2 separate regions of the Homo sapiens genome follow, and region 2 is linked to region 1. Evidence: chromatin loops called from intact Hi-C (ENCODE). Cell type or tissue: B cell. All regions are shown on one strand. Links, peaks and the distances in the headings refer to the core of each region. The heading gives the core; the rest is flanking DNA. Region 1 has its middle 16 kb from the start of FAM181B. Region 2 overlaps DLG2 (discs large MAGUK scaffold protein 2).

Evidence for each region. Hi-C counts contacts between places; a loop is a spot of excess contacts. Peaks named below come from ENCODE experiments on the same cell type or tissue, not always from the same donor. Only the 100,000 strongest peaks of a DNase experiment are listed, where the experiment ranks them.
Region 2: a loop joins it to region 1, with 4 times the contacts of the local background. A loop is called at or near these places in 4 of 110 quality-filtered maps.

Annotation. Positions count from the first base shown.
Region 1 is chr11:82,711,082-82,723,913 of GRCh38, forward strand. No RefSeq gene overlaps it. Among named protein-coding and RNA genes, the nearest start is that of FAM181B, 16 kb to the right of the region's middle. In B cell, for the core only: CTCF peaks have their summits at 7,314 (motif pointing right) and 7,519; a DNase peak (open chromatin) is centred at 7,320.
Region 2 is chr11:83,718,617-83,731,448 of GRCh38, forward strand. The region is part of intron 18 of DLG2 (discs large MAGUK scaffold protein 2); the gene reads right to left. DLG2-AS2 (DLG2 antisense RNA 2) reads left to right here. Exons shown (of 12, transcript NR_187249.1): 11 at 2,214-2,369; 12 at 6,576-6,774. Among named protein-coding and RNA genes, the nearest start is that of DLG2-AS2, 87 kb to the left of the region's middle. In B cell, for the core only: a CTCF peak has its summit at 5,524 (motif pointing left); DNase peaks (open chromatin) are centred at 5,475 and 7,315; H3K4me3 peaks cover 713 bases; H3K27me3 peaks cover 614 bases.

The DNA of each region.
Region 1 (12,832 bases), core at 2,949-10,948:
AAATTTAAGTGCCATTTTAAAACCCAGAATCTTTTCACTACACCATATTACCTCTTATAGCACACCGTATAGTGGAGGTCAAAGATGATTTGACAGGGAACTGCTATATGAATGGGGCCTGGCATAAGTAGACTTGGTGTCCCACAGACTAAGATGTCCCACAGACACCCACACTTTCATGCAAATTAAGCTTTGCATGAGTGACCCCAAGTTATATCATGATGGCTACAAATATGGTAACAAAACTCATTTAATTCATAAAGTCACTTTCAGGAGAGCTAATTAATATTCTTGCTTTTAGCAAGAATGAAGTGAATGCCAGGTAGAGCTTTAGGTCATTCTTTGAACAAGAATATTGATTCTTCCTCTTCTTCTAATTGCACAAGTTATTGAGATAATGGGTCCATCCACCATCTGTCTGGGTAAATAAAAACTGCCAAAAACCAGGGACTGAAGCTCTTAACAGAGTGAGGAAGCTCTAGTATCAGCAGTTCGCTTGAGCCTTCTCACATAGAACATGCCAATTAAAGAGGCTAATTAGGCTTCAGTTAGATCGCAGTGGGATTTATTAAAGGAAAATCTCATAAAACATTTTATCCTAGAACATGTATTTGTATAATCCAGAAGAGTGATTTAATTAGGGAATTAAAAGCCCATTGAAGTATATTCCAGAATGGAATTGTTTCTCTGAAAACTACATGGAGATCACAGTCCTGGGGCAACAATAAAGACATACTAAGCATCCTCTGTCCTACTTTTTAATGGGCAGATGGCTGCAATGATTCATTTATTAATCATTCTAGCCCAGGCACAGAGCAACTTTTATTGGGTCTTTCTGCCATGATTAAGCCATATTGATAAATATAGATCTCAATTTATCCTCCCAGTGTTGCAAAACTATATCATTGGGGACTGAATCCCCTAACATAATCCATGTTCAAGGTCAGCCTTGCACTAGAGTTCTGTGTATCCCCTTCCAGATAGTGAGAGAAGCACAAGGTCTGCCACATAATATTAACACCAACTCAGTGTCTGGTATATTGTGTGATAACCCAGAGTTTACAACTGCTCCACCCTTCTGGTTCTTTGCATGAATCTTGCATTGTCCTAAGCTTCAAATCCTGTTTGTGAGTGAGGATGGGGTCACAGTGACCGTCAAAATCCAAATTCGACACTTTCTCTCTTCCATCTATATATGCAAACTCAATTCCTGCAAAGTAACTGCAGAGTCTTTCTAAGAATCCCCAGAACATATCTCACCTGTGCTCAGGAACAAAGCCGGGCAACTAGCATGTGAGGTCCACAGCCTCTCTCCTCTTCCCACCCACTTCTTTCTTTCCAAGGAACATAGACCCAGAACCAGTGGGAACTACATGAGGAGACAAACTGAAAGAGAAGACACTACCAAGTCCTCCTTGCTGGGTCAAGTTTATTCAGCTTGGCGTCTTTTTCCCTAGGGATAGAAGCTTTTTAGGAGGTTCCTCAGACCCCCTGAGCAAACAGACTTCTGTTGAGTGAGACCCTCTATGTTAGCAGATAGCTGTGCCTCCTCAGACTAGTTTAGGCTGCTGTTCCTCGGGCTGGAAGTTCATCACAGCATTATTTGTGGAGACAGGGAGTTGGAGGCAATCTGGGTGTCCACTGGGTAAAACATAGTAGGTGTCTACCTTGGAGCAGAGCAGTCAGACGTAGTAGATAAGATGAGCACAGAACAACTCAAATGGGTCTCTAAAATACAGTGATGAGTGGCGGAAAGAATGGATGAAACAAGATATATAACACAGGACCACTTATGTGAATAAAAATACACATACACAAAACAATATGCATTTTACAAGAGTACATACCAAGAAGATACATATTAAACACACACGGTGGGGTGGAGAATGAGGAATGAAAATGGAATTAACAAATGAATGAACAGATGAATATATGTATACATATATAAAAGAAAAGAGATTTGCAGAGACCAGTGATGATGATGTACCTTCAACTGAAGAATATGATTACTTCAACCCTCTGCACTGAAGTTCCAACCTAAAAAAAGAAAAGAAGGTTTTGTGAATGGAGCATTTGAAGGAGAATGTAAGAGTGGCCAGATGGGTAAGGTGGACAGGTTATAGCATTTGATTTTTCCCAAGGGCAAGGTAGTTTAATACACTGAAGCAAGGCTGAATCCTGTGTCAATGCTGGGGTTTGCAGACTCTGAGTTCATCTGAATCACCTGGAGGGCTTGTTAGAAGACAAATTGCTGGGTCCACTGTCATAATTTCTATGTTAGATCTGGGGCAGGCTCCAAAATTTGCATTTTTATCAAATTCCTTGGTGATACTGATGCTGCCGGTCAGGGATTCTAAAGGCTTCTATTAGTCTTAGACTGGCAAAACTACTCACTTAGTGGGAACTCTCCTCATAGAGTGGGGGCTTCTCTGAATCATAAATTAGGAAAAGCAAGGGAGGTGGTAAGCTTCCTTTGTAATCTTTGAGTATTTTCTCTTCCTATCGTAATTTGCTTTAAAAGATGTACAAACATCCAGGGTGGGCCCCACCGCAGATTGCATTGGATTTAAGTAAATAAGTGTTTCTATATCCTCAAAAATAAGTAAAAACGGAAGAGTGAAAGAAATACAAAATATCTCTTTGTTATAGCAGAATTTCAGAATCTCTATATAATGATCAGAACACAGAGCAAGAACGACGAAGAGCAAACAGCTTAAAGATGAAACAGGCTAATTTTGTTTTAACCAAGCCTGGTACTGGCAAATCAGTGAGAGAGGAACTCTTCATCAAAGTAGCCCTCGATATCAAATAATACCAATAACAACAACATCATTGACTACGTGCCTGCTATGCACCAGTCACTGCGAAGTGCTTTGCATGGATTTAGTCCACCAATAAGGGAGATATCCTTAATACCCCTCTTTTTCAGATGAGGAAGCTGCAACTTATAGAGGTTAAGCATCTTGTCCAAGCCCACACAGCTGATAAATGAAGGAGTCAGGTTTTGAACATAAGAAATCTGAGCCCACACCCAGTGCTGTCTGAATCACGCTGTCTGATATAATTACCAGATTCCATTCTCAGCACCTTTGAAACAATACATTCGCACTCTCAAAGGCCATCGATGCGAAATTCCTTATTTTCCCTTGTGAGTGCCTCAGGTCTAAGATCTAACATCTTCTCAAGGGATAAAGAGAACACAAAATTATGGCTTCTTACCAAAATATATTTTCCCAGCTCTATCAGTCACAGTCTTAGCCAAAAACTGATGACATGCTCCAAGGGAGAAACCAAAGAGAGTTTCACAAAAAAAATACTACTTACAGATGTGTGGACGGAGGTAAGGGAGCCACTGAGGGATGGTGAAGACCCAGCGCCTAGAAACAGCAAGACGCCTTTACCACGCCCAGGCATGAGGAAGACAGGCAAGAAGCAGTGTTAGAGACCCTGGACGGAGCTGGAACCGCTAAGCTACCAAACAGGAAACGCAGCCTGCTGCAGGCAGAATTCCTGAGAATGTCCCCAGGAGTCCAAACCCTGTCCCCACCCTTTGAGTGTGATGAGGAATCCTTCCGTCATTGTGTTATGTTATATCTCACTAATGGCCTTTATCAATAAGGGAGATTATCCAAGTACATCACTCAAATCACACGAGCACTTAAAAGCAAATAACATTCTCCAGCTGGTAACAGAAGAGGAAAGTGGGAGGAGATGACAGAAAGATTCAAATTGTGAGACAGACTTGATGTGACGTTTCTGGTCCATTGAAGATAAAGAGAGGGCCATGTGGGAAGGAATAGAGGCAGCTTCCAGGAGCAGTGTGGAGCTTCCTTGCAGCTGACAGCCAGCCAAGAAATGCAAATCTCAGTCCGACAACCACAAGAACTGCATTCCTCCAGCCTGAATGAACTTGGAAGTAGATCCTCACCTCCACGTGAGCCTCCAGATAAGAACCAGCTCTACAAACACCTTGATTTCAGGCCTCTGAGGCCCAGAGCAGAGAAGCCAGCTGAGCCCACCAGGGCTTCTAACCTACAGAACTGCGAACTAATAAATGAGTGTTGTTTTAGGCCACTAAACGTGGTGATTTGTTAGGCAGCAATAAAACACCATTGTACAGCCAAAGAGGACACAGCTATTGCCAGAATTAGAAGCCAGTGCCGGGGAGGCAGGGAAATGGGCAAATCAAACTGTTTTCTCCTGCCCTCCATCCTCCTGCCAAGGCCGCCCATTGATCAGGCCACTGAAGTTAGTCTCCCGAGAAACTTCAGCCTCACTGCGAGCCATGGGTATGTTCCAGTCCCAAGAGCAAACTTGGATTTTGTGAACATGAAGTTTACACAGTTTTAGGGGTGAGCTCAAGAAATGACTAAAAAAGAGCACAAAATTAATTACAAAACTAAATACTAGTTTAAAATGAAAAAAGTAATAAATTATAAAATCTATCAGGTACCAAACATCCCAAAATTCAAAATACTGAAAAGTAAATACAATCACGTGTCACTTAACACAGGGATACATTTTGAGAAATGTGTCTTTAGGTGATTTTGTCATTCTGCAAACATAGAGTGTGCTACATAAACCTAGTTGGTATATCCTACTACATTCCTACGCCATATTGTCCAACCTTTTGCTCCTAGGCTACAAATCTGTACAACATGTTACTATACTGAACACTGTAGGCAATTGTAACACCATGGCATTTGTATATCTAAACATAGAAAAGTACAGTAAAAATACGATATTATAATCTTACGGGACCACTGTCCTAGATGCAGTCTGACACTAACTGAAATGCTATGCAGTGCACAATTGTATTTTTATTAATTGCTTTTTCTCCTGGACTTTTGACTATGTTGCCTGTAACTGCCCCTTCATATGATGACAATGGCTGTATAACATTTTCAATAGAGAGAATATAAAATTGTCTTACCTTTAGCATGAGTGATTGATTTTTTAAATTATTCGTCTTTCCTCTAGCATGGGTGATTAATAGTTTAAGAAAGTGTTTCTCACCTTCACAATTTGTAATTGGCTGTGCCATATAAATTTTTAGAATTGTTGTTATATGTGGGAAGAGGTCTATCAATTCTTTCATATTTGAACTGTAAGATTTCACTGTATTTCAAATTTTCTTATGTAGTGGCTAGTCTTAAATCATTCTTGAGTTGATTACACTCATTAACCAGTTTGTTGTTGATGTTCTTGCCATAGTGGCGTATTGTGAGCTTTATGGGTCTGAATTTTACACCAAATCAGCAAGAAATTGAAATCATTTCTGATGTGTGCATATGATTTACTCCTCTTCAGTAAATGGATTACCAAGTAATCCAAGAGCCTACTAACTATTTCTATTTGCAATTTATCTTTTCCTCTAATGAATTACTGTGCTGGGTACTATCTGAAGAATTTTTTGTTACAACTCACTTCTTAAAGTCAGGTCTTTTCTTATTTTTATCTCTTATTAATTGTTTTTCTTTAATATTCCATTACTTTTATCTGAATTTTCTCTCTGTTCTTTAATAGCTAAATTTAAAGTGTCAAAGAAGGTCCAAATCAAAAATCCATAATTTCTCCTTTTTCTATTAAGACATTCCAGAATATCTTTTGGAAATTCAATTTAAATGCTGTATTCAAGCTTTATCAACTAAGCTAGTCCCATGAAAAAAGGAGATAAAATATAAAGTATATTTAAAATTGTATATGGTTTTAAAAATTACCAAGTGTGTCCTGACAGGAATGAAATTCAATTTTGACAAAGCATCAATAAGAACTAAATTCTCTGCTTACAATTTTACACATCAGAATGGATTAGAAGAAATTTCTATAGACTAGTTTCTGACTCCATACATTTCAAGCCTTGTTTCTCCCCTCTGCTCACATTTTCCCTGAACCAGGCACCCTGAACAGACTCTATTATAGTACAACCTCTGACCTTGCATCATGTTTTCACAGCTGCACAGTGGGCAGAGTACTATCCCTGGAAACCATTCTTATACCAGAACAGCTAGCAATAACTCTGCATGAAAGAGACAGAAAACCACGACAATGCAACAACTACACTCAGACTAAATGTATCCCCACTCAACTTCCCTGAGCTGGGTCCCCAAAATGTCCATGCTTCCCCAACGCCATCCAACACAGAGTAAAATGTGATGGAGCGGAAGTTGACAAGGAAAGAGGCAGCACACCTAACCAATTGCATGCAGTTGAAAATATCTTACTTTTGCAAATTTCACAAAACATAACCATGAGAACACATTGCCAGGGGACCCCCCCCCCCACCCACTTCCTCACATGCACACCTTGGACCTTGGAAAGGGCCTACGCAAATGAAGATCCCTGAAGCTAGAGCTTCATTGGCTTCACGGTAAATCTGTCTCTGATTTTCATAGTTAACTTGACTAACAACAACTATATTCGTTAAGGTAACCCTAAATGGTATAACAAACAAACAAACACAAAGATGCATAATAGCTCAAAGACACTTAGAGGTTTACTTCTTGCTATGGAAAGTCCAAAAGAGGTGTTCTTCATGGACAGGTAGCTCTCCTCCAAGTGGTGACTTGAAGACCCAGATTCATTGCATCTTGTGATTCCATCTTCAACACATGAATCCCAAAACTGCCATGCTCATCTGCATCACACCACAAAAGGACAAATGACTTGGAGATTTCTATGTAGAGAGTTCTATGGACCAGACTCACAAGTGATGTGTATCACTTCCGCTCACATTCCATCACCTAAGACTCAGTCACAGGCCGGGCATGGTAATCTCAGCACTTTGGGAGGCAGAGGCGGGAGGATCACTTGAGGTCAGGAGTTTGAGACCAGCCTGGCCAACGCGGTGAAACCCTGTCTCTACTAAAAATACAAAAATTAGCCAGGCATGGTTGGGGGTGCCTCTAATCCCAGCTACTCAGGAGGCTGAAGCAGGAGAATCGCTGGAAGCTGGGAGATGGAGGTTGTAGTGAGCCGAGATCATGGCACTGCACGCCAGCCTGGGCGACAAGAGTGAGACTCCATCTCAAAACAAAAAAAAAAGACTCAGTCACATGGACACAACTAACTGCAAGCCAGGAGCTGAGAAAGGAAACCAAGGCTTTGTAGCAGCTCAAGTCTGTAGAGGTTCCCAGTTTTCCTCCAACATCACTCTGAAGTCCAGGGTTACAAGCAGGGACAGTGGACACTTACATCAATCCTTTTCTATGGTTGCCCGGGCAGGCACAAATTTAGGAGAGGAAAAAAATAAAATCCCTTTCCATTATCTCTGTTCCAGTGAAGTTACTGGCAAAAGCCAGCGTCGTTTGTATGTGCAACCACTAGATGGCTCTTTAGGCCTTTGGATTCCCCAAGTTTTTGTTAGATGCTTTTCAGCCAAGCAGTTTGAAAGGATTCTCCAGTCATCTGAGCAGAGTTATAAATGGCCCTATTCTTCCTAGCCTCACCCCAAGAATGGACCTGGGCCTGCCTCCACCTCGGGAGGATTGGCAACCAAGATAAAAGAGAAGTCAGTGCTGTTAAGCAGAGCATGGGGAAGTCCGTTGGAAGCAGAGACACTGAGCCCAGAAGGCTTGGCCAGAGGCGCAGCTCTGCTCAGAAAGCTCAGTGGAATGTGGCCTCACAGTACCTGTTTTATTGTCTGTTAAATAGAAAATACACTGCTACTTTAATTTAATACAGGTGTCCTGCTTTTCCAAGTGCCTTTACAAACACCGTCTACTTTTGTCCCCATAACATCCCAGTCAGGCCAGCATTAGGCATTATGGGTCCCACTTTGCAGATGGTGAAACTAAGGGACTAAAATGTCAAATAACTTGCCCAATGAGGTCACGAGGCAAGTTATCCTTTTCATGGTTTCGTGCTTTGCATTTTGTAAAACACTGCCAATGCTTTGGCTTCCTCATTTCTCACAACAGCATATGAAAGCAAGACAAGCATTGCCATCACTATCTTCATTCTATAGAGGGGGAAAAATGCTAAAATCTAGTGAGGTTGAAGCAATCTGTTCATCTTGGCAGCATTCATGCTATAACTCTCCTTTCCAGATCTCCCTGTTAAAATTAGATTTTCAGGCTTAACACCAATTACTTTTCTGGAACAAAAGGGCCAATTCTCTCCGCTTATGGTCACATACAAAGTATAAATATTTAAATTCTTTTTAAATTTAGAAAAGACTTCTTTTATCTCTTCTATAGTTTCTTTAAACATGAAACCATAATTTTCGCCAATGTCAAGATTAGCTCTGTCTTTTGCATGCTTTCGTTGTGCATTTTGTCAACTACGTGAATAAAGAGAACAGAAACATAAAGGCATTGACGGAGACTGAGGAGCAAGCAGGTAAGAGAATGTGTGGCCAGTCCTTGGCGCCTCTGTGAGAAGCATCTGGACAGAGCAGTGGCTTCCAACTGTGCTCACCCCAGGCCCAGCTGCATCAGTCACATCTGTGAGTCTGGGGAAGAACTGGGCTGTTTTTCAAGTCCTCCTCTTGTCCCAGGAGATTCAGAATCACAGGCAGCACTGAGGACAATTCTGTTCTCCAAAAGAAGATCCAGCACTAGAAGTCCACGGTTTGCTCTTCTGTTTGAAACTTGCCTCTTAGCCAAAGGAAGATGAAAATCTCAGAGGAAATATCAAAGTGACCTAAAAGTCAGCTACAAGTATTAAACACAGTCAAATACAGTTAAATAAATAACAGGACTTGGATCTTCCTCAGACTCCAGATGAAATGGAAATAAATTCATAGCTAAAGGGGAGATTTTATTCTCCAACCATTGGATTTTCAGATCCTACTGACATTTACTAAGGCCTTGCATTTGGCAAATGCTATGCTGGAGGCTGTTTATATTTCAGTTCATCTTCACAACCACCATGTGGAAACATCACATGTCTCCATTCTAGAGATGAGAACGAACACTGATACTCAGAAATGATGATGTGACTGTCCTATCCAGCACTAGTGAGCATCAGCATTGGTTACATCCAGGTCTTAGAAATAACAGTATCTACCAGTACCTGGGAACCTGCTATATGCCTGGCCCTCAGCAGTAGCTACCTACCTGATTTCTAATTCTCACACTAACCCTGAAAAGCAGGGAATATTGTTATTCCCACTTTCCAGATGAGAAAACTGATGCTTAGAAAGGTTCGGTAAGTCTACAAAATGGCATCAGTAAGAAAAGGCAGAGTGAAATTTAAACCGGTTCAGTCTAGGCCGGTGACCACTGCAGTGTGCCAATTCCAGGTCCAAGGCGGCTCTTGTAGCTGCTGCTGTTGTGTTGTTGTTTCACCACCTTTTACTGTCATTCAACTTGCTCTCAGCAGTTGGTGTGTAACCTGTAGAAACCTGTAGGAACAAAGGTAAGGTCCTCCCAGCTGAACGGTGGCCCTGCTCAGAGGAAGGATAATAAAGTCATGCTGCAGCGCTTCCTGTTTCCTCATGCCATTATATGGACAAGATTGGCTTTTCTTACGATGTTCTGGCAGCAACCCATGACCCAGACCTGTGCCAATGTGATTCAGATACCGTCCAAGTTCTGGGCTACTGTTCAAATATGTCCTGAGTTCCTCTGGGCCACTTTATCCCCTGCCATGTACTGAAATCCTGTTGCTATGGGCAAAATTGATTAAGAGATCAGATTCTGAGCAGCACTCTGCATCCAGATCTTGGGGGCCCTGGAACTCGCATAGCACAAAGCTGACCACCCACCACTGGGCCCTCGGAGGGAGGCCCGCTCCCCTCCAGGAGAAGAACCAGACACTCCAAACACGCTGGGAAGATGCACCATTCCTGCCAGGCTGCTGCGAGTCCTTTGTGTGGGGTATTGTTTCGTCTTCTGGGGTAAAGGCTCACTCTGCCATTGCTCCTTTACAAACCAGCTCATATGAAGGGGCCAGTTAGTCACGGATTCCGGGTCATTGTGGAGGGGTAGGATGTTTTCAATGGCAGTGGTTCCAGTACCTTTTAAATCCTGAGATGAAAATCCCAGGGCACCCAGAGCTCTTCCTCATTGGATGCAAAAGAGGGACCAGGAAGTTCAAGGCTCTTTTTCAGCTCTCTCCTGAGGCTTCTTATTCAACGAGGGTCTTTGTATAATGCTGGGGGCTTTACATATGACATCTAACACAGCCACAACCCTGTGCCATATCATTATTGCCATCTGACAGGAGAGGAAGTTAAAGCTCTGGTTTAGGGCATGTAGCTAAAAGGGAAAAGCAGCAATTAACAGTAAGCTCTGTCTAACTCCAATGACGCCAAAGATACTCCCAACCTGCAAACCTCTTTTCCAATGTAGCCAGGACCCACCAACAGCAGCCACTACTAGACAGTAGGGAGCTCTTGTTTAGTAAGAAAATTTGCCAGCTAGAATCACATAGGCAGGAACAGGAAATAAATTGTGAACACTGACAGGGCCTCCCTTAGAATCAAGGAGCCCCATAGTCAAGGGAAAGGATTTAAAAGAAAAAAACTGATGACCCAAGTATATCGCAGAAAAAGAAGAGGCGTGCTGATGGTGCTGGGTCCCAGAGGCACAGGTGCCAAAACCAGCCCTGACCCAGTGCTCCTAGGGCCTAGCCCCAAAGGAGGAGATCATCTTCCCACAATGCACATGGGGCCTCTGCAGCAAATGGGAGCTGCTGGCACCACCAAGTCTGTTCTGGGTAGGACCAGTTTTCAGTGGTGACTCAGGGCCACCACCAGCTTTATAGTGTCTTTGTGCAAATTTGTTTTCAAAAAGCCTTCCCCTTCCTTGGATGCACGGCTTGGTGACACTAGAGTAAGCATGAGCTGGACTTCAGTTTCCACTCATCTCCTTGGCCATGCTCGCTCGCACAGTGATGATCTGTACAATCCTCTGGTGCATGACAAACAATGATAGTAGCAGATTTAGCGACCCCAGTCCTAGACTCACTTGAAGAACAAAGCCAGCCTGAGTCCCCTGTTTTGACTTATCTGGTGGACTGGATAAACCTCCAGGGTTATGGCACACCCTGGGGAGAGGGGAAGACTGTAGGGAGAGATACTAAGGCTCTATACAAAAAAGGCAGGTAGGTGCTTGAGCCGTTGTGTGAACGTAAGAGAAACCTAGTCATTGCTGCCCCCAAATTGTTGAGTTGTTTGCACAAGTTATACTACCTCTCCTGTTCCAAGTCCCTGCTCACTGCATGCTATTCTCATTTGCATGCCATCTGTATAGGTAGATCCTAAGGTCTTTCCTGGTCAGGAGTAAACTGATTATGTTTCTCACTGAATGTTAGCAAGAGGACTTACAGTTTATAAACTGTAATCTCTTCTGAATTTGGACAGTGTGAGTCAATCCTCAAGCATTGGATCTGTTTTGTGGCACTGACTAAATAAATGCCAGATGGAAAATGGGCTTTAACCTAGGCATATGGTAGTAAATAGAACTGAATTCATGCTCTGAAGGCAAGAGTGCCCTGTTGAATTAACAATGTCTGGCATGACTACAGGAGTAAGGAGTAGTTCCTGCCATACATTTGCCAACCCTGGACCACATCAGATTTCTGCAAATGCCTATTAGTCCTTTCCCCATAGCACATATGCCCAGTCTCTTGTACTTTTATCACACACCATGTCCATTTCCTTGCCCATCTTTCCAATCATGATATCCCCAGCACTTAGCACCATACCTGCCCTAAGTGGGTGGCTTAATAAAAAAGTGTGAAATGAAAGAAAGATAACATCACTCATTGGAGCATCTCACAGAGTTATGAGCTTCTCCTTGTTCCCCTAGGACCTCATTTATGCCCTGGGTCCAGCACCTATCACACAGTGCTATAATTATATGTTGGTTGTCTCTCTGTCCCACAAACTTAGGTACCACTCGAAGTTAGGACCTGTATTATGTTCATCTCTGCATATTCACACCTATGCATGATGGGCACAAAAGAGAAGCTCTATAAAGTTGTTTGAATAAACAATTAAATTAATGTTTTATAAATGAATCCCCTCACCCAGGCAGTTTCCCTCACCAGAAATGTCTCCTCTGTCCAAGCTGTTCACCAAATTCTATGCATTCTTCCAGTCCTGCTCCCACCAGAGAATGCATTCTGACTTTGCATGTCATAAACCAGCAGCCTTGGCCACACAAGCTTGATGGAAATGGCATGTGAGCACATAAATTATTTAGTTTTGTTGAGAGGTCTTTCCATTAAGATAGGCTGACATTTCTTTACTACTATTTTCTATCTTGAGAAAAATAAAGTTATTTTTATACTGTTGCCAAACAAATAGAACCATGACTCATGTAGCTAATTTTGTGTGTTTTTAACAATTCCAGCAATTTCTGACTTTAACAAATACTCCTTCTGAGAAATGAAAGATGGGGTCTTTTGTGAGGTGGATGGTATAAAGAAACCCAAACAAGACTAAAGATATGATTAAGGCTGGGAACCTGAAAAGCTAATTAGTCATGAGGTCCTAGAGGCAAGTGGGACTTGGGCCTGTTTTAAGCTGGACTGGAACATGCATTTGCAAAGAGGAGGGGCAGGGGAGGCACTCAGAGTTGTTGGACTCCATGAAAGGGAGCCACATGAGAGGCAGTACTCTAGTTCCAAGGCATGTTTGATTCCCTTGAAGCAGTATCCTGAGCTCACAGTGAATCTGGCAGCAAGAAAGGATAGGATCTTGCCGATAGCAAAGACAACTGTCCATTCATATGACAAATATTTTAGTTCCTGTATGTCAGACACAAGTAGTCTCTGGGTGTACAATAGTAAACAGGAGGCACACAGTGGCTGCACTCACAAGCTTGAACCCTAGGGAAGAAGAAGGGTTCCAGGCCCCAGCTAAGTGATCCCAGCATCCCAT
Region 2 (12,832 bases), core at 2,492-10,491, 1.0 Mb after region 1:
TTGAGGAAATGACAATGGGTTTCTTATTTTAGCGAGGTAAGTATATTGGCAGGGTGGAAAATAGACTGAGAGGCTGAGAGGGAGGTGAAGTTGGGGAGCCCAGTTAGGCAGCTGTTATAAAAACTTAAGTCAAGATGAGTAGGATTACTCTCTAAGAAGACAATATTGAAGAAAATGTTGCCCTGGGGTAAAAAGAATAAGGAGCAACTGGGTTCTAATACACCGTAGGGCCAGCTTGCATCTCCTAGCCCAATCCAGTCACCAGGCAAGTGAAGGTCACATTCTTGTCCAGACAACTGCAGCTGGGACTAGTTTTGATCTCAGATTCCAGCACCTATAGGCACCAGAGCAGCAATTCTCAATCCTGCCCATTCTTCACCTGGGAAACGTTTTTTAAATGCAGGTGCCTCAACTCTACTTCAGACCTACTGAGTGAGAATCCCTGAAAGGAGCTACAGTTTAAAAATACCCTGCACAGCCAGAACTGAGAGCCATGGCCCACACAGCAGTCAGGCCTAACAGTGACTCTTATTTGGTGTCTTTCTGGAAAAGTCTGTAGGTGTATGCATATGGCACTTGGGACACATTGTAATGGATGCAGTGTTAGAGGACTGAGAAGCCCATGAAGCAAGCTGCTTTTTCCAGGGGAGACATCACTATTAGCAGAAATGGAAGAGACGCCCTGCCACTATGTGACTTGAGTGTTTTGATCTTGAGAGATTTGAACATACCTCTGAGCACACTCAAAGGAGATGTCTTAGTCCATCTGTGCTGTTATAAAAATAAAAACAATTCTGAGGCTGGGTACTTTATAAAGAGATTATTTTGGCTCACAATCCTGCAGGCTGTACAAGAAACATGGCACCAGCATCTGCTTCTGGTGAAGGCCTCAGTGTGCTTCCACTCCTGGCAAAAGGGGAAGGTTAGCGGGCATGTGCAGAAGTCAAACAGTGAGAAAAGAGGCAAGGTGGAAGTAGGTTCCAGGCCCTTTTTGGCAACCAGCTCTGAAGGAATTTACTCAGTGACCCCAGGGAGGGCATTAATCTATTCATGAGGGATCTGCCTCTGGGACCCAAACAGCCCCCATTAGGCCCTACCTCTAACAGTGGGAGAAAATTACAACGAGAAGTTTGGCGGGCAAAAATATCAAAACTATAGCAGGAGGTGTTCCAAAAGAATTTGGGGGACTGACTCTATAAAGAATATAATACAGGTTCTTAATCATCAATGACAGTCAATAAGGAGACAGGAGAAAACACCAGTCTTAGCCTTTGTTCCCGACAAACAGACTGGATAACTTCCATCAAGGTGAATCTGTATATTACATGCTATCTCCACATCCAGAACTCTTGTATACTGTGAATAAGAAAATCTTAGTAAAAAGAATGACTTTCAGCCGGGCGCAGTGGCTCACGCCTGTAATCCCAGCACTTTGGGAGGCCGAGGTGGACGGATCACCTGAGGTCAGGAGCTCGAGACCAGCCTGGTCAACATGGCAAAACCCCATCTCTACTAAAAATACAAAAAATTAGCTGAGCATGGTGGCTCGTGCCTGTAGTCCCAGCTACTTGGGAGGCTGAGACATAAGAATCACTTGAACCCAGGAGGCGGAGTTGCAATGAGCCAACATCACACCACTGCACTCCAGCCTGGGTGACAGAGTGAGACTCCATCTCAGAAAAAAAAAAAAAAAAAAAAAAAAAAAAAAAAGAATGACATTCACTTAAGTTATGTAAGTTATGCCTGAGAAGCTAAAACCATTTCTGTTTCTCAAGCTTTTCCACTACAAAAGGTACTCCAAGTGTATTGTGTTCTTTACCTTTTTCAAGATTCTCAAAAGCCCAGGGAAATAATAATTACAACCTACAGATGGAAGAATGAGGTTCTAAAAGCTTCATAGGCTTAGTAAAGACTATATAAAGTAACTTGGGAAAGCTCACAGAGCTAAGAAGTGATGGATCTCTCCCTGAACCCATATCTGACAAAGCCAATGCTGGTAACCACCACACTGTAAATACTTACATATCTCCAGAATTCACAGTCCGTCTTGAATATTAACACATTGAAATGAAAGAGTAAGTAAAGTTTAGGATTATCTTTGACTCCCTTCTTCAGCCCTCCCTTTTTTTTTTTTTTTTTTTTTAATTACCAGAGAGTAGGGCCAGGGAAGAAGCTTCTCTAACTCAAGAACCCTCTCTTCTGCTGCTCACCAGGTCTGAATAGCCCTTGTGAAGGCAGCATTTGAGAGAACTTCTCTGCCACATGCTGATTCCTCTCACCGCGGGAAGAAACCAACCTACCCTGGGGAGCCTGAGAGCTCTTTGAGTATCTGGGGGTGAATCAACTAATCTGATTAATTGTTTTCAGAGGTGAGGAGCTGGGTACTGAGGAAGGGAAAATTTTGATGAGAAAGAATCTGGGCCTTTAGCATGTGAAACATGAGGCTCAGAATTTAATGACTTGTTCAAAGGGAGATTTTTAATAGACATGCTTTAACCAGCTATTTTGGACATCTTATACAGGTGAGAAGAGAAGGGGGATAGCAGTTGGCCAAGCTATAAGGACACTTAAAAGGACACTATAAGACTGCAAACCAGATCAGTGTGAACGTACAAGTTAATTAACTCATTTAACAGACCCTTACTATTGAGTAACTACAGACATTTTTTATTTGCATGGTTCCAATATGCATGAATTTTCATTACCATGATTTGAGTAGTTCCAGTCCCCCAACAACACAATTCAAACTTTAGCTACCACAATATATTAAGTATGAGTGATTGCATAAGGCACAAACCTGCTACTAGCTCTTCAATTCACAAATTTCTACACAATAACACATGCGCATCATCATCAGTGACTCACGTCAGTTCTTTCAAGGTCTGTCAGTGACTGGTCACTGAGCACCTGCTATTCACTTCACAACACAGACAGTAAAGCATACTTGTTTTGCCTCCTTGTCTCCAGTGATAAATCCACAGACATTTTACAAAAATGGATAATTCAAAGAGGGACTTTGTCAGCAATGAGGAAAGCACAGCAAGAAAACAAAAAGTTATAATGCTGTAAGTGAAATTTAGATGCGACAACGAATTATAGAAGATACAGCTGACTATGGGAATGTCGACCTCAACGCTCATTGAGAAATTCCACATATGCAGCCAGAGGAACTTACTGAAGGCAAACTTATGAATATAAATAAAGAAGGTGGCTGGGATATAAAGGATGAAAATGTCCCAGAGAATATGATACTGGCAAAAAAATTTACATTGAAGAACTCTTGTAGGTATTTCAAAACACAAAGTGCAAAGGATAAAAGGTTGCCAGATGATTAGAAAAAAGTGTGACAGTTTGCCAAGGCATATAAAAAATACTTGCTCTGTATCACAAGTTATATGACTGACAAGAAGAAAAAGGCAAGTACTATTCCAACTACTCTTTTTTCCAAAGAAATATAATAATTTTCACTGTTTCTAATATTTTAAAGAATAGCATACTAATAAAATATTATTTTACTATTTTTTATTTCCCTATATATCTAACAAAAAGATAATTTTTAACGTTTTGACAAAAAACTGGAAAGTTTATGGGTCAATCATAGTTTTTCTCATTGATCATTATGGTTTCATTCTTATGGTCTCCCACTGCCATGCAAAGTAAGAATTTTCCTGTTTTAAGTGCCAAGCATAAGAAGACATGGTCCCTACCCTCATGGTGGTCTTACGGCAACAATTAATTCTAAAAATCTGTGATTGTTCTATTTAATAAGGGTGCTAGCCTAGCTCAAGGCACTCATAAAGCCTGTAGAGGAGTTGTGGGAAGTAAATTTGGTAGGGGATATGGAGAAAGTAGCAAAGGAAGTACTGATGGGGGTGAGCTCCAACTCTGAGGAAAATGCAAATCTCTCCAGTCCAGCAAGTTTACCTCCTCACCTCCAGAGGCGGGGTGGGGAGTGACTCCAGGCTGGTTTTTAAACTGGCTGCCAACTGCTCAGCTGTAATGCCAGATACATATTAATTGCCAACAGAAAGCAGAGACACAGGTTCAAGTTCCTTCTCAAAAGTAATACAGAAACTTGAAATGCTAACAAGTGCCACCTTCAGCCAACTTAGGTGAATAAACTTTCTTAAAATCAGTACAAAATGTTTGGATGCAAGTCTCTTAGTCCCCAGAGCCACAGAAATGCAAAGAAGCATCAGGGGCTGTGACAATATATGTTCTTAAGGAAATACAGTTATAGGAGCATATGAAATGACGCATCTGGCTTTATGAGCTGGCAATGATTTTTAAGTCCAGAACGTATGTTACATTGCACTGTTTTTCCATCATAAAACATTTAAAAAATTTTATTTATGGCCCCTACCAGAAAGATGTGTGGCTATGTTACATGCATGTGGATGCAATTAGGAACAAAGCCACTAAGAGGTAGAAGGTTCATTAGGATTCATCTTGTCCAACTTCTCATTTAAAAAACAACAAAACGGCCAGGGGTGGTGTCTCAAACCTGTAATCCCAGCACTTTGGGAGGCCGAGGAGGGCAGATCATTTGAGGTTAGAAGTTCGAGACCAGCCCGGCCAACATGATGAAACCCCATCTCTACTGAAATACAAATATTAGCTGGGCATGGGGGCGGGCACCTGTAATCCCAGCTACTTGGGAGGCTGAGGCAGAAGAATCGCTTAAACCCAGGAGGCGGAGGTTGCAGTGAGCTGACATCGCACCACTGCACTCCAGCCTGGGCAACAGAGTGAAACTCTCTCAAAAAATAAAAATAAATAAATAATTAAATTGAAAACAACAAAACAACAAATGAGGTGAATTTAGTCGAAGGAGGCCAACTGCCTAGCTCCATAGTCAGATTCCTGCATCATAATAACAACAGCTGACATTGAGTGAGTATTAGTTTGTGCTGGGTGCAATGCTGTGGGTTTTACCAAAGAAGCATTATCTTGGGGGGCCAGAAATAGTGGCTCACGCCTGTAATCTCAGCACTTTGGGAGGCCAAGGCAGGTGGATCACCCGAGGTCAGGAGTTTGAGACCAGCCTGGCCAGCATGGTGAAACTCTGTCTCTACCAAAAAATACAAAAATTAGCCAGGCATGGTGGCACATGGCTGTAGTCTCAGCTACTCAGGAGGCTGAGGTGAGAGAATCACTTGAACCTGGGAGGCGGAGGTTGCAGTGAGCCAAGATCGCACCACTGCACTCCAGCCTGGGTGAAAGAGTGAGATCACATCTCAAAAAAAATAAATACATAAGTAAAAATAAAAAGCATGAACCTCAGAAATTGTAAAATAGTTACTACTACCATTATCATTTTACAGGTTTATGTTATTCAGCTAACCATGAGAGAGCTGGGATTTGAATTCAGGCAGAATAATCTGAGCTGACATTCTTAACTATGAAGCTATGATTGTTAAAAATTATCCTTTCCAGTTACTTAACTATGTGGCCCAAAATAAGGTAACCGTGCCCCCTGGAGGATGTTAGAGTCTAGCTTTCCATATACTACTACTAATCTTTAAACAACCACCAGAACGTACTACCCATTTTACTGATAAGAAAACTGAACGCGTAAAATAAAATGGTTTCCCAAGGTTGCACAGTTTATGATTGGTGAAAGCAGAATTCAACATTCAAGTCTGTCTGGTTCTTTCACACACATAAGCCTGGCTCCCTGGATTAGAACTAGGCTCTCCCGAAGCACGCTCTCTGGTTTCTGTTTGAACAGGACTTGCATACATTAAATGTCTGATCTGAAATCAATGTGGATCCAGGTATTGCTGGAACCAATTTAAGTCTAAAGCAAATATTTCACATTCCTTAATCAATCTCTCTCTCCGTGTGTGTGTGTGTGTGTGAGAGAGAGAGAGAGAGAGAGAGAGAGAGAGAGAGAGAGAGAGAGAATATCAAGAGTCTAGCAGTTCACATGAGATAATCCTGCTGAAGAGGCCAGTGGTAAATCAAACTCAGAGTGTGATTCTGAGGTTGCATTTAGTTGAAGGAGGATAAAAATTCACTGATTGTTGTTCTCACAGAACACAGATAGCAACAGACATGAAAACAGAGCCACTGTAGAAAATGCCTGCAAGCAGTGGCTACTAACAAACGGCAGGGAAAGGCTGTTTTAGGAAGGAAAGGGAGGAGAATCTGCTGCCCTCTTTTCATTTTACTGGCCACACCTCCCCCACATGGTCTGTCAAGAGAAATGGGTCTGAGAAAAGCAGCATGATTCTCACCACAGCTCTTTAGCAAGTTTCCAGGGGTTTTCAGCATAGCAGGCAGCTGCTTCCCAAATTCAGCTCTGTTCCCTCCTCCTGGTTGAGCTGCTTGGTGTATAAACTCCGCCTGGCCAGCACACACCTCCTGACGCTCTTGAGTGGTGGCCAAAGCCTGTTAGGAGTGAAGCAGGTAGGGCTACCTTCCCAGGCTAGTGGCAGAGCTAGTTTGAGATGCTTTGCAACACAAACAAGCCAATTTGAAAGATGGGATTATTTTCTCCGTTTTAAACGCTGTAACAAATCACTTTCCAGATGTTGGCTATCTCACTCACCTCTTTTTCTTTCTCTTCTCAGTTAAAAAGGCTTAGTCCTGGAAAAGTCGAAGAGGTGAAAACCTGCCTGGGGAGGCTGCTGAAGGACGCCAGGAAGAATTCTTATCTCCAAATTCAATCCTGCCTCCCAGCTAGCTGCTGGTGTTTGAAATTCCAACTCTGAAGTGGTAGTCTGGTATCTTCTTTTAAAATGTGGAAGAGAGTAAACAAAGTTATTCACAGCGTAGTGTTAATTCTTCAGCTGCAGGCTGGAATCTGCTGGCTCCCCTTAGGCAGGAAATGCCTGCTTAAATCGTCCCTTAGGTGGGAAGAAAATTCAAAAAGGGAAGGTTTATGGAGGCGGACTTTCACTAATTTCACCTTTTTGCGTGGCAAAACCAAGTCAAGAAATAAGGTCCTCTCAATCTCAGAAATTAATCTTTGTCTTCATTTAATTTGAACCAGGAAAACTTGTAATGCCAACATCAAGACTTTGTTAGTTAAAGCTTTTCTTAATATTTTAGGATGAATAGCTAAAACTTGGAAACCAGGACGATTTAGATTCCTTCCTAAAACCATTTTCCAGGTACGCTTAAGGACTTTTGTTTTGATGTGTGCTATATATGCATTTGAAGCCAAAGCACAGATGTTGATATTCATGTTTTAATGGTTGGTCATTTGATTAAGCGGAGCTCAGACATTTTCACTTTCCCTCTCAATATTATCACTGCAGTTCGGTTTAACAAGGCACTATTTCCCAGCACGGTCTACTGCTACCCAAATCAGCTGTGGTGGTCACCATGGTAACCACCCACTCATTTTTCCCTGTTATTTCACTTTATAACACTTAAAGAGCAGTGCACAGGCTAAAAAACCCTATGAGGGAAAAAAAAGTCCCTCAAATAGGAGTCAATCAAGCTCACCTGAGATGCAAAGTCATCTAAGTGTAAATGTTTTATTTTTTAAAAAAAATCAGCTGTGAATGTATTCATCAGAAACAAATGATCACTAGGAAAACAGCACTGAAAAGTTGAATCTGCTCATTGCTTGGAGACTAAAAACATTTTAAAAGTGTTTTTTAGGGATAAAATGGGGTTAACACTAACATTTCTAACTAATCTTGACAAAGGGCTTCCCTCGATGGGATTGAAAGCTGTGGAAGTCTCCAGGGTTTTAGGTTAAATCATAAAACTAAACAAGGTCTGTTTAAACCACACCTACGAGCTTGGGATTGTATTTTTCTATATGAATTTCCTTCCCTCCCCACACAAAAATATTAGGAGAAAAGTTTTTTAAAAAGAACTTTCTTTCAAAGCAGTATTTTGCTCATTTATTTTATGATTGGTTATTGAGTCTGCCAATCATACGTCTAAATGACAAGGAGGTATGGGAAATCAGATGAGTCACTGAGCCAGGCAGGAAGGCAGGTATTCAATCAAATCCCCCCAAAAGATAAGGGCTGCACAAGTGTAGACCTGTAGACCATCTCTCTGTTAGACACAGGTATTTGACCATTGCCAAACAGGTCAGCCACAAGTGGAAGCTAATCTTGACAGCAAGTCAGTTATTGCAGACCCTGAGAGACATCAGATCTGCCTGAAAACAAACAAACAAACAAACAAACAAACAAACAAACAAACAGTGCTTTGAGGAGTATCATGAAGACTTTCCGTTTCTCTGCAGGCATCCTGATAGCATGCCCCTTTTGGCTCCTAGAAAGACAATAATGACCCCTTCAGATGAACACTCTCTTCCTGCCCACAAATGCCTGTTGCATCTAAGACAGGTGTCTTACCTCTTCCCAATCACCACCACGGATAAAAAATAATTGAAAATGATTCTCCCACCATTGCAAAATGATTCTACTACTTCTAGTAGAGAACTTCTGGTTTTCAGGGATCAGGACTCTCCAATTCCTCTGCTCACTGAGGTTGAGATTCAGTGTTGTTTTAACAATATAAGAGCAGCTCCTATCACTTTTCAAACTGAACAAGCTTATTTTCATAGCCTCTACATAGTCTACATAGATAATTTTATTCAACACAATCAACAGTCCACTCATTCCCTGGTTGAGATTGCCTAGGGACAGATTTTGAGGGTGATGCCGATAAGTAAGTTGTAAGGGACCTCTTAAACAGACAGGAGACTTGAGGGACCCAGGGTTCCAGAGTCTGTCCTATGTAGAGGCCACAGTGATTGTTGTTCACAGCCATTATCAGCTGGTCCCTCTCCACCTTCCACTCCCCACCACCCAAGGCTAATGTGGTGCACAGGGGAGAGGTTTATAGGGAAAACTCAGTGGATTCAGGTGCAACAGGTGCCCTTGGACTGTGAGTAATGCAAATATTGACATCTGGAAAGCCTGGAAGAGTCATTATTACTTGGCTCCCCTTTGCCTTCTACTGGACACCTCTTCCTTCCCAAAAGTTCCCAGGATTTCTTTGTGACTTTTCCAAAGCTCCCTGCTTCCTATTCTGTTCAAAAGTCTCTCCAATTTTAATATAGTCCATGTAAAATATAAAATGGGTGGAGTGGATGGAGTGCAAAGCTATCAGATTTGTTATTTGATTTAAAGTTTAAGACTAGGGAACATGGAGACTTGGTTCTAGTCCAACCTCCGAAAAATCCACTTCGGTGATTTTAGTCAGATTATTTTCACTTGGCTTTTTCATCTATCAAACTATAAATTTAGTGAGATCAAACAAAAGGAAGTTCTCTGTAAAGTTAAAAGTTTAGTTCAAATTTTAAAGGCCACAGAACTATTATACAGCTGAAGTCATACTATAGATTGGAGAGTTCAGCCAAATTCATGGATTTTACAGGGCATAAAGTCTTTGGTTAGTGGTATCACAATTGTAGTGATATGAACTAGAATCTTCAGCCTCAAACCTCCACATCTAATCAGGCACCAAATCCCATTAATCTTACCTCCAAAATGTCTCTCTACTCTGTATGTCCCTCTGTTGCCACTGCCACTGTCATGAATGCTACTCTCTCCAAACTTGCTCCTTCCCTCTTATGTCACGTTCCCTTAGTGCATTAGCCACACCAGCAGTCAGAGGACTCCTTCTAAAATGCTCACCTGATCTTGTCTCTTCTCTGTTCAAATCCATTGCTGACTCCCCATCAACTAAAGCGCAAAGCCCATGTTTTTAGTAAAGCACATGACACCTTCACAATTTTGCTTCCCTAATAGCCTCTCTTCTCACCATCTTCTTCCTAGAAAACTTGGTGACTTTATACAGACAGCTCTTTCTTCTTTTTTGTACACTCACTTTATTCATTCTTCTAAAACACACTCAAACACTGCTGCCTCTGGGAATCCTTCCAAACCTCACAGACTGAGATAATGACCAACCCACTATTCCCATAGCATTTCCTATATGCCTGTTATTCCAGCATTTCTCACACTATCCTGCAATGTTTTGGATCCTTGCTTGGCTGAAGGTTCCACTGGTATGACCCAACATAGCATTTCTGATGGCCTGGTTTGAATAACTCACAAAGGACTTTGCACAAATCCCGGACACATCTAAGCAGTTCTGGGGCAAGGAGTCATTCTTCCCCTGCTTTCAGCAATGTCATGCCAGCAACACTCTTGTCTTAGGCCTAAATCACAGGGCCTTCCTCCTTGAAATAGGTTCAGTTCCTGGGAATCCATTTGGTCCCTGCACTTTAACTTACAACTGAACAGGGATTTAACAGCACTTATGCCAGTGTTTGCAAAACCGTGATACACAGTTGTCTTGCCCAGGAATAAATTAAGGTTGGTAGAATATTGTTGTCCTGTTTTATTTTTCTTTCTTTTTTCTTTTTAAAATTCTTTCCTTCTACAATGCAGGCATGATTATAAGCATTGTTACTTCCACTAGGTAAGTTCCAAGATATGCTACTGTGAAGATATCTTAATAAATTATTTTAGACAATGCTAGGTAAGAAAAAGTCCCACCCAGGAAAGACATGTGTAAGTCTGTAAAGTATATATTTCTTATTTATCAACTGCTTAACAGGCAAAGTTAAAGGTTTAAATTCTGATGTTTGGACGTTCATTGCCACTAAGGATAATATTGTAAGTTATTCTGCAAATGACTCTAAATACAACATTTAATGGTGGGGTGGACATCTTTCATTCAAATCTAAAGCTAAGGAAGGGAAGTGGACCTTATTAGGCAGAAGTTTCCTGTGGTACTTGTGACAGTTACTGAATGAAAAACAAAGGTAGAGTTTTTCAAAAGCATATTTCAAGCATACAATCTCCGTGTGGGACAGCCCGAGCCTTCCTGAAAATGAAGCACTCCAAGCTTCCTCAGGTTAATCAAGTCTAATAATACAGGAATTACTCTTCCTCAGCTGGGTACTTAAATCATGAGCCTGGAGATAGTACACATGTGGAGGACCTTCCAAAATGGACTATAAATCACATCACCTTGCATTAAGTTCTTCAAACCAGCTGGACCAGCCTTCACCATTCTCTGTGAGCTGAAAAATACAGGATCATAGTTCGCAGGGCTGCAGATAAAATTCTGCAGCAGTCAATTCGGTGGAATTGATGAAGGTGGCAGTAAATTCAGTGGAGATTCTATACATTAGACTCCAGTCTGGGCAAAGTTGAATTGGCAGTCTTTGTGCATCTTAATAATTGAATGTTTTATAGTGAATCTGAGTTGCCCATTTCTATACAGATTCATTTATTGCTAAATGAACATATGACCATTAAAATATATCTTCATTTAAGAAGAGTGAGCATGAAAGCATGATACTTTATACACAATAACGTCAGATCAGAAACCAAGTCACTTGTATCAGAAAAGTAAACCGCTTTATAGAACCAAAAATAAAACAAAACAAACTTTTTTTAATTGTAGAAACAATTGGAGTTTACTAAGTAAAAATACAAGAGATTTTTAAAGAAAAGATATTAGAACAAAATAGATATTGCTACTCAGGGTCAATCATTGTGAGTATATTTGTCATTTCCTTCTAGGTGTTTTTTTATGGTTTTTTTTTTTTTTTTTTTTTACAATGTTAAGGTCACACTATATCAAAAAAATGTTCACTTTACTGTTTCATCTGCTATAATTGCACACATTTTCCTGTTAATACCTCTTTGTCAGAAACATTTTAATAACTCCTTAAAATTTCACTGAGTAGATACCTTGTAAATTACTTAACCATTTCCACTTGTTGAAAATTTATAATACAATATTTCAAATTTTAAGAACATATACTTAAGCTATAATGTATATGATTGTGGGAGACCGGAATATGCCTCCCCAAAATATAAAGAATTACTGAGCTAAAGACAATCAAGAAGAAGCAGATGTGGGAAAACTCTCTGCCCTCCATTTTCCTAAAAGCAGCACATAGATTTACAAAGACAAAGGTATTCTCCCCCCATCCCTGCTTTTCTACCAGGGAGAGCAAAGGTTAACCACTGAACACAACTTTGGACCCTCATCAGCCTGGTCATGGTACCAGGAGAATCTACATTAACAAGCTTTACTAAGTAGCCTTTATCTGCCATTTATTTGGCTTCCTACAAACTGCTCGCTGTGCCTGAAGAGACTCAAAGTCCTTTTCCTTCATCTTGTCACTTCTCTAAAAATTTGCTGTTTCTCGTTGAAGATGTTACATAAGCTGAATTTCAAAGTCACTTCTTTGAGAATTACTCATGCCCTGGTTGTCGCCCATGTGTATATGAAACCAGGGGTCTGTTCCAACTAAGAACCTATAGGGGTCATTCTTCCTTTCTCAGCATGATTATTTCCAATAAGGGGGCCTTACTAGGTCCCTAAATTTTAGATGATGAAACAGAAATTAGCAAGGGTCAAAAACATCTAAATAAAGCTCATTTTATAGATAGGCTAGTGGTTATGAGTTTATTCTGTTGAGTTAGTATACTCATCGGCATTAAGTCCTGGTTCTGCTATTTCCAAGTGGCCCTCTGCGTTATGTAATTTCCCTACCTCAGTTCTCTTTCTTTTTTTCTTTTGTAAGTTCAGAGAAACAAGTGCAGAATGTGAAGGTTTGCTACATAGGTATACATGTGCCATGGTGTTTTGCTGTACCTAGCAACCCATCATCTAGGTTTTAAGCCCCTCATGCATTAGCTATTTGTCCTAATGCTCTCCCTCCCCTCTCCCCCCAGCCCCTGACTGGCCCTGGTGTGTGTTGTTCCCCTCCCTGTGTCCATGTGTTCTTGTTGTATAGGTCCCACTTATGAGTGAGAACACGTAGTGTTTAATTTTCTGTTCCTGTGTTAGTTTGCTGAGGATGGTGGCTTCCAGCTTCATCCATGTC